2 separate regions of the Homo sapiens genome follow, and region 2 is linked to region 1. A link is a loop called in an ENCODE intact Hi-C map of the cell type or tissue named here. Cell type or tissue: endothelial cell of umbilical vein. All regions are shown on one strand. Each heading gives the region's core, and the rest is flanking DNA. Links, peaks and the distances in the headings are about the cores only.

Region 1 (4,411 bases), core at 269-4,268:
TTCAAGATGCCTATTCCATTTAATGCACTGTTTTTAGCAGGCTAAATATGATAGCCAAGAAAATGCTTCTCAGTGATTGAAAAGTAACATGGCTACTAAAGGAGAAAATTCTCCCAGGCAAAATGAATATCTGATAGCATATATTTGGTCATCAATTTCCTAAACATATCATACCTGAGGCACCATTCAGAAAGAATATTCCCTCTTTTCCAGGTCCTACTAGTTGGGATGGTCCATCTTCCACCAATAATCCTTTATTGCCCTGTCCTAGCCCTCATAGCAACTACTCCTTGATACTAGGCCCTACTCCTTCCCACTGGATGGGTCCGAGGAGGAGAGAGGAGAGAAAGAAACAGATTTCTCCACCCACCACTCTCACTTTACCCCTGCACTCCTGCCACAACTCTGCCTGCAGGTATCAAAGGGTATACATCAAACCCTCATCCCCAATCTTCAGTCTTCTCTCTCCTTTTCATGGCTTCTCCTCTTTTTCACCCTAGAAGAATCCTAGCTCCTCTGAGAAGACACACAGGAAAAATGTATGACTATTCATCTGAGAATGTAGATAAATGTTATCTCCCATTAATGCAAAGTCTCTTTGTCAGCAACCATGGAATCTAAGCAAAAGGGAAAGATGGGAAGTGACGGAGGAGCTTAGCCCCTTCACTCTGTTCCCTCTTAAGTAACTGTGAGGAGCCTCACCACTCTACCAGCTCCCCTAGGCTCATGGATAACAGCACCTGCAAAGCCATAACTAGATGTTATACTGTCTTAACTTTCCTATTTAGGTAAATCTGATATTTGACTTTCAGATTTAAACTTTCAAAAACATTTAGGAACACATTACTTATACCAGTAGGCCATGTGAGGAAATTAATACAACTGTACTGAATACACAATCACTTAAGTACTCAACTTTCAACACGCTGTGAGCTAAGTATGCTTCTAGGAGCTGGTCTGAGAACCTACCTACCCATGTTATGGTTGCTATGGAAAAATGTGATCCATATTGAAAAATTCAGCTTCTCTCTAATCATCATCCTCAATTCATATCACCTTAACAAAAAAACATTTGCCATCAAAGATCTCTTTCTTTGAGTGCCTTTGCCTTTCTATAATAAAGGATTCTACAACCATGTATATGAGAGCTGCTTTGCTTGCTATCTCCAATAGGGAATATTCTTTCCTCCAATGCCTGTGCAGCCCATGGAGGAAAGGGGAGAAGCAAGAGACATACTGTGAATGAGAGAATGACATCATGTACCAACCCCAGCAAAACATATGGCATAGTAACCGTTAGCTAAAATACAGCAAGATTTTACACTTTATATGGTCCACAAATTAAAAAATATATATAAAACAAGATTTCCTTTTATGAATTATTTCCTACAAAATCACCATAAATTTCCAGAATTAATAATATTACAATATGCAAGGCCAACTACAAGAAGCCTCAAAGACATTGTGCTTATAGCACAGCCTGAAGACAACATGCCCAGTAATAAGAATGCAAGTCTCCAGAGTTTCGTATGCATCTGGTTTTTTACTTAGTTCAGCAAACTTAAGCTTTAAAACTGACATGAAAGTTCTATTACAATATATTGCAGACATAGATGAAGAAAATTAAGAATAGCATTTTAACTAGAACAGCATTGAAAATCAAAAAACTACGAAGGCAAGTCTATCAAAAAGTTATGCTTGCCTTTTGCAATCATAGGGAAGACCCCAGTATACTGAATTCAGAAAAAAATCCATCTTCCCTAAGTCAGCTGTGTATTCTTCAAAAGGAAAGAAAGAAACCAGAACACTGTAAAAGCCTAGTGAAGGGCACCAAGCTGGAGGTGCATTTCACAAGGCCCTACTTCCACCACACAGAGCTTTCACCATAGGTTGCACTTAATATGCAGCCCAAACCAATGATGCAAAGTCGCAGCTAGCAGTTGTTCACGCTAGCCTCTATAACTGTATTATTATTAAAGTGAATACTTTTTGGACAATGAACAAATACAGGATACAGATGCTGGGTGCAGATTATCATCTTCTCCTGAATATAAGAATAAACAACTGAAGGGAGAAAAGAAATCCACTTTCCCCCACATCCAGAGACACATAGCCACCCATTTCCCAGAAGTCAAGGGCAAAAATAAACACATGAACAAAGAATATGAAGAGAAGAACACACAGGGTTTCATAAATCTCAACCTCCTTTAAGGAGGAAGTCTTTGGAGGTAAAAAGACAAGAAGTAAAAAGTTAACTGAGACAATACAGCCATCTGTTCAACTCACTGCAATAGATTTAATCCCTAAGCCAAAATATATTTACTGACAGTATACCATGTGCTAAGCAGATAAACCCAAAAGACAGTCAAATTTTATATTTGTTTTATTGTTTAGCTAGCTATCAGATGGAATTCAAATAATATTTGTTTTGTTAATCCATACATATTCAATTCCAATGTCAAAATGTGTTAGCAATTTTCTCTAACTTAGGAGAACTGTATTTTCACAAGTTGGATTTTTACTGTAAAAATAATAAGGCAGAAGGACATCACTTAATAATGATAAATTTTAACAATTTATAAAAGAAATGTCACATGCCAAAACATTTAAAATTGTTACTTAAAAATATTAATTCTTAATGCATCTGACCACCCAAACATAACTAGACTTTAACTAAGGCTTACAGTTATAATTAATTCAGGAATGGGAAAAAGAACAAATGCTGCTAAATTCAACCTGAGAAAGAAATAGTGTTCAGTGAAAGAAAAAAATCCACTGCCAGCGCTCCACATCTGTGTGAAACACAATGGAAAAGCCAGCTCTCTCCTCAAGAGCGAGAATTAAAAACAGATCGCTGCAGCCTGGGGAAAGGAAGCCCCTTCGGAAACGACCCTCCAACGACTCCTCACCAGTGTGGACATTTTCCTGGTGTCTTTTCAGGGCATCCTTGCTCTTCAGCCTCTTTCCACAGCTGTCAGCCTTGCACACAAACCTGGCATCCCCCCGGCAAGTCTCCTGGTGCTGCTCAAAACTACAAGACAACCAGCAAAGCGGAACAGGAAGAAATGGTGAAGACATACCTACAAAACTCAAACATCAGCAAGATTTTGTAATACATGCTCCCTAGTAGAGTTTCGGGGTCATTCCATGCATTACCTATGCAGGTAAGAAGAAAAGCATTTAAATTCTGTAGGTATGTGAAACTGAATTACTAAGAAGCATGAAAGTATGCATGCAAAAAATGACCCACAATTATATAACAGCCATTTCATAACTCAGACACAAAACCTCGATGCTGAACTGAAGGAAGAATTGCAAACAGAGCACTGAAAACTTCGCGAAGACTCCTTTAGACTGCTTTTCGCTGTGCACTGAAGAACACTAAAGGGAAATAGGAAAAAGAGAAAGAAAAGAAAACAAAAACTGGAACTCTAAGACAAAAATGAAACTACACTAACTCTGAATAAAGTCATGTTCGTGATCCCTTTTTTCATTGTCTTTTGCCTTTTTAAATTTTTAGCAGTACCTTAACTATAAGCTCTTGCTCAGCAGTGTCTTTTGTATAAATATATAATACTAAATGCAATAAAAGCTAACCAGAATGCAACTTAACATCTATTTATTTAAAAGCATATAGTCCTTGCTTGTTTTTTAAGGAAGTACAATAGAATTTCTAAATATGTAGTATCCTGCTATTATAAAAGTTTTGATATTCTGAACATTTATTAAGTTTTAAGCACAATTTTCATCTCAATTTTTATAAGCAAAAGTTGATGCATATAATAATATTCATACAGTCTTAGTATGAAATGTAGCATATTTCAGAATTTTAGTTCAATGAAACACAAAAATGTAAAAATGTAACATTAAAGCCTATGTTAAAGATTTCTTGCTCATAAGTAAGGTAACATTCTGTTAAAATGAGAAGCTAAGGTTGGAGAAAGAAAGTAAATGGCAGGATGGGAGCACATAAGAGAAGAGATATGTTGATGAGATGGGACAATTTACATTACTTTCATATTGGAAGTAATTGGCTTCAACACAATGAGAGTCTACAGTTGCATCCAATATGTAAATATGCTTTTAAATTACTTAAATTCAATTATCTGATTAAAATTACAAACTTTAATGAGTAAAAAAATAAAACTTTACAAATGCATATACCTACTTTCTCACTTTTAACAATTTCTGATCCTGTAAAATATTTAAATAAAGATAATTTTATGTTGTTAATATAAATTGTTAAAATAAAAAAGGGTACAGAGCTATGTGTGGGATCATCTAATTAATCATATTGTTATAACTGGGACCTATGCATCTTTAAATTATTCCTCCAAAGTTGCTCTCAAATAAACAGTGCTTCCCAAAATGTCCAGGAATTCTTTATACTTTGAACTCCCCATTTCTTAAA
Region 2 (4,411 bases), core at 290-4,289, 660 kb before region 1:
TTTAAGCTCTACCCCATTGAATTTTTTTCTGTCATATGTATTTTCTTTTCTTATTTTATTGAGTTTTCTCTTGGCCAGTAGAGCTTTTGATCAATTACTGTGAGCACTTTTCCCCCATGGGAAACCATTTGCCTTTAATAAGAGTAACTTCTTTTTAATTTTTCTGTTAAAATGTTTGCTTGTTTTCTATAGGTGTGCATCATTTCACAATTATTGGCAATGGTTCAATGGTTTCATCTGCTTTGAACGGTTTCTTCTCTATCATTAAGAGGTAAATTCTCAATTTATTGAATATGGCCATATATGTTATTTACTTCATTTTTTCAGTGAAGGTCAATAATGTCTTTAAGTTTTTTGGTGAAGATTTCAGATATCACTTTCAAACTGTGCATTTTTTATTTTCAATGAAGTTTTTAAAATTTAAAAATTTTAAAATCTTAGTTTGGAGAATTTAAATTTGATCTGTAAATTTATTATATATAATAGAAACATGCTTGAGAAGGTGAATATTATAAAATAATAATTTTAATAATTGCTGATTTTTCAAAGAAAATCTCTGGAGTATATAGAGCTTTTCTAAACCAGTCTTATATTTTTCCCCTGAAGACCTGTTATGAATATGTAGCTGGAGACACTTTCCCAAATGTAAACAAGGTTTGAATACTTTTCCTAAAGTCTGCTGTTGTAAACATTGTCTATGTTTAATAACATTAAAATATTATGATATAAACATTGTACATGTTTAATAATATTAAAATATGATATAAACATTGTCTATGTCTAATAATATTAAAATGTTATTAACATCACCGTGAACATTCAATATGCAACTTTATCTTTCCATCTTTGGCACCTGAGGAAACAAGTAGGTTTCCTTTCTTGGTGTGTGTAATGTGACATATACCTGCCATTGGACTACTGTCACAAAGTTACCAACTTAAGCCAATAGTTTTCCCTTCCTCTTTTGCAAAGTAGTTGATTATTAGGGAATTGATCTCAAATGACTTAAGTTTAAAGCTTTGTGGAATAGCTCTGTGTGTATGTGTGTGGTTGTGTGTGGTGTGTATTTGGGGAAAAGCTTATTAATATCTGTTATTGATCTCACTGTCAATTGATGTGCTTACTCAACTGAATTGTGGCAATCTTATTATCTATTGCTACATGTGCTGTGAGAATGCAAAGAGTTGCTTATCAAAGCCTGGCTTGTCATAAGATTAACTTTTTGTTTCTATTCAAATATAAAGATGGCAACAATGAAACACTCTTGTAAAATTATCTTTTTTTCTACTGTATTTCATTATGGGGAAAGAAAAATTTTAAAGGCATTTTTCAAAAGACTATAATATATTTCACCTAAATAAATCCCTCTCTTTAAAAACATGTATATATAGCATATGTATTTGTGTATAAGCAGAGGTTTTGTTTATGTCTGTGTATACAATATACTTACCTCTTTTCATTACAGGATAGAATGCAAATCTAGGAAATCCTCTCACAGGGGATTATCTTTTAACATATTTGAGTCAATTTTAGGAAAGCAAACCACAAAACTTGATTAAATTACCAACTTTATTTGATTTTGTTTATTTTTAATGAATTCTTTTGTGATTTTTGTCTGGATAACATTCAGGATACATACTGTACCTTTTGGAACATAACCATCAACAAATTGCAAACTTCTGCAACTTCGACATTTCTGAATTATCCTTTTGCTGAACTTTTTACAAAATCACCAAAAAAATCAAGAAAATATCATTTAGCAGGACCTTGTATAACTTTTATACTTATATTTGTTATAAGATCTGGGAACATTGATTTCCAGTATAAACCCAAGTATTTTTATTAAAAACTTGTGTTTCTGTTGTTAGTTTGAGAGCATCAAATATCCTATCTGTTTACTCACTGCTATTTTCTCAGTCCCTGGAATAAAACATATGAGTAAAAGAAGAATGAATTCTAGATTTTCCTAAAGTCATAGTAATAGATAGGCTTTTTAGTTGTCACAGATCTCATCATCATAAGTTATCAATTGGTGAATAGTATTTTATATTCAACATGTACCTTCATGTACAAGATGGCCCTTATAAAGAACATATAAGATATGAAAAAAGATACCCAGAATATGTCTATGTTACTGATGAAAAAGTTAATGTATGTCATAATCAGACCAGAATTCAGATCTTCTCAGCTGTGTTTCACTGTACTTTTCATTGTACTGCCTCGATTAGAGATCTGCTGTAGCTTATAATCATATGGACTACTAATCTTTATAATATCTTCAGAGAGAGATGTTGTTGTCTGTTTATGATCTATTCCAATGTATAATCATCTTCATTGATCAACAATTTAACTTATAATTTAACCAAGTTACTTGACCAAAATTTAAGTTCATTTCTTCATAAAAGAACTCATGCATTACAACAGAAAGTAAGTTATGCTTTGCACAGAATACTCTTTATATACTTACAGCATTTAAAAATAATTTCTTTTCCTTTTTTCAAATGTCTTTAATTTTTAAAAAATAAAACATACATTCTTTCTTGTAGTAATTTTTATTACATTAGAACTTGTGTTTCTCCTTTCTCCTCTGCCCTCAATATTTGTATCTCCACTTGATTTTACACACTTCTTTCAAATTCTGTTTCCCACTATTTCATATTCAGAATCTTAATTGACTTTCTACAGCGTGGACAAATACATCCTTAGCCTGGCATCCAAAACCTTAAGTGATACAATCCAACCTACAATTGCAACCTTATTTTTTTCAACTCATTTGTGTGACTTATACATAATTGAGCTTCAGCCTGAACTAGAATGGACTTAGGAAGTTGTGATTTTTAACATTTGAGATGTTGATATTGAATAAGTATGCCCAAAGGTCCATGGAGTCCAGTTATTATTGAGGCACTCTTTGTATTGTAAGAATTGCAAGCTGATGTGAATGTGAAAACAGCACTCAAATTGTAGTGTACCCACTATACACAAGTCTTGTGTAAGGGGTTTCAAATATTTTGGTCTCAGGAATCCTTTACACTTTTAAAAATTATTGAGCCCTCCAAGGAGCTTTTAGTTAAGCAGGTTATATCTATAGATATTTACTCTATTAGGCTGGTGCAGTGGCTCATGCCTGTAATCTCAGCACTTTGGGAGGCTGAGACAGAAGGATTGCTTGAGTCCAGGAGTTCGAGACCAGCCTGGACAACATGGCGAAACCCCATCTCTACTAAATATACAAAAATTAGCTGGGCATGGTGGAGTGTGCCTGTAGTCCCAGCTACTTGGCCTGAGGCAGGAGAATCCCTGGAACCTGGGAGATGGAGGCTACGGTGAGCAGAGATAGCGCCACTGCACTCCAGCTTAAGTGACAGAGCAAGACCCTATCTCACAAAAAAAAAAAAGCTCTTAATAAGAGAAAGTCAATTTAAAAATAAATAATAAATAAATTTTGAGGCCTCCAAGAAGCTTTTGTTTAAGTAGGTTGTATCTATAGGTATTTACTCTTTTAGAAATTAAAACCAAGAACTATTAATTTATTTAGAGTATTTTATATATTTAAAATAATAATTAATTTAAATCAACAGTAATAAACTCATTATATGTTAACATGAGTGCATAATTTCATCAAAATTAAACATTTTCTTAGTCTGGGCACAATGGCTCACACCTGTAATCACAGCATTTTTGAGAGGCTGAGGCAGGGCAGATCACTTGAGGTCAGGAGTTAGAGACCAATCTGGCCAACATGGTGAAACCCGTCTCTACTAAAAATACAAAAATTTAGTCAGGTGTGGTGACGGGTGCCTGTAATCCCAGCTACTCAAGAGGCTGAGGCAGGAGAATCACTTGAACCTGGGAGGTGGAGGTTGCAGCGAGCCAAGATCATACCACTGCACTCCAGCCTGGGTGACAGATTGAGACCCTGTCTCAAAAAAATCATAAATAAATAAATACATTTTCTTAAAATACTTGTGAGGAAAGTGGCACTTTTTTTTTTCAACTCTCTTCAGTATTTTGCTTAACAGAATATAGCTGGATCCTCGTACCTATTTCTGTATCCAGTTCATCACATAGCCTTTGGAAAAACTCCACTATGTATTTGTGAAAGAAGGAAAATGTAAAAAGAAAATAACTTCTGAATATTATGATGAATATGGTTTTGAGTTTGCAGACCCCCTGAAAATATCTCAGGCACCCCCTGGAAAAAATGTAAATTAGATAAAATGTAAACGTGATAAGACATATTGGTGGTAGGTGTTTTAAGGCAGTTTAGTCTCTACTCTGACAGTATGTGCCCTCTTGGGCTTATCCATATAGGCAAATGCTTTATATTTTCCTTTGAAATCATCTGTTTTTTGGTTCATTGTTTCAGCTTTAGTTTGTTATGAAAATAGACACATGGTTGATAGGTTCC

The links. Hi-C counts contacts between places; a loop is a spot of excess contacts. Peaks named below come from ENCODE experiments on the same cell type or tissue, not always from the same donor. Only the 100,000 strongest peaks of a DNase experiment are listed, where the experiment ranks them.
Region 2: a loop joins it to region 1, with 6 times the contacts of the local background. A loop is called at or near these places in 5 of 110 quality-filtered maps.

Annotation. Positions count from the first base shown.
Region 1 is chr4:120,813,544-120,817,954 of GRCh38, forward strand. It overlaps PRDM5 (PR/SET domain 5), which reads right to left. Exons shown (of 16, transcript NM_018699.4): 6 at 3,289-3,381; 7 at 2,910-3,031. Among named protein-coding and RNA genes, the nearest start is that of PRDM5, 110 kb to the right of the region's middle. In endothelial cell of umbilical vein, for the core only: no CTCF peak of the experiment used is centred there; a DNase peak (open chromatin) is centred at 2,018.
Region 2 is chr4:120,150,351-120,154,761 of GRCh38, forward strand. It overlaps MAD2L1-DT (MAD2L1 divergent transcript), which reads left to right. Exons shown (of 4, transcript NR_187429.1): 3 at 193-271. Among named protein-coding and RNA genes, the nearest start is that of MAD2L1-DT, 86 kb to the left of the region's middle. In endothelial cell of umbilical vein, for the core only: no CTCF peak of the experiment used is centred there; no DNase peak of the experiment used is centred there.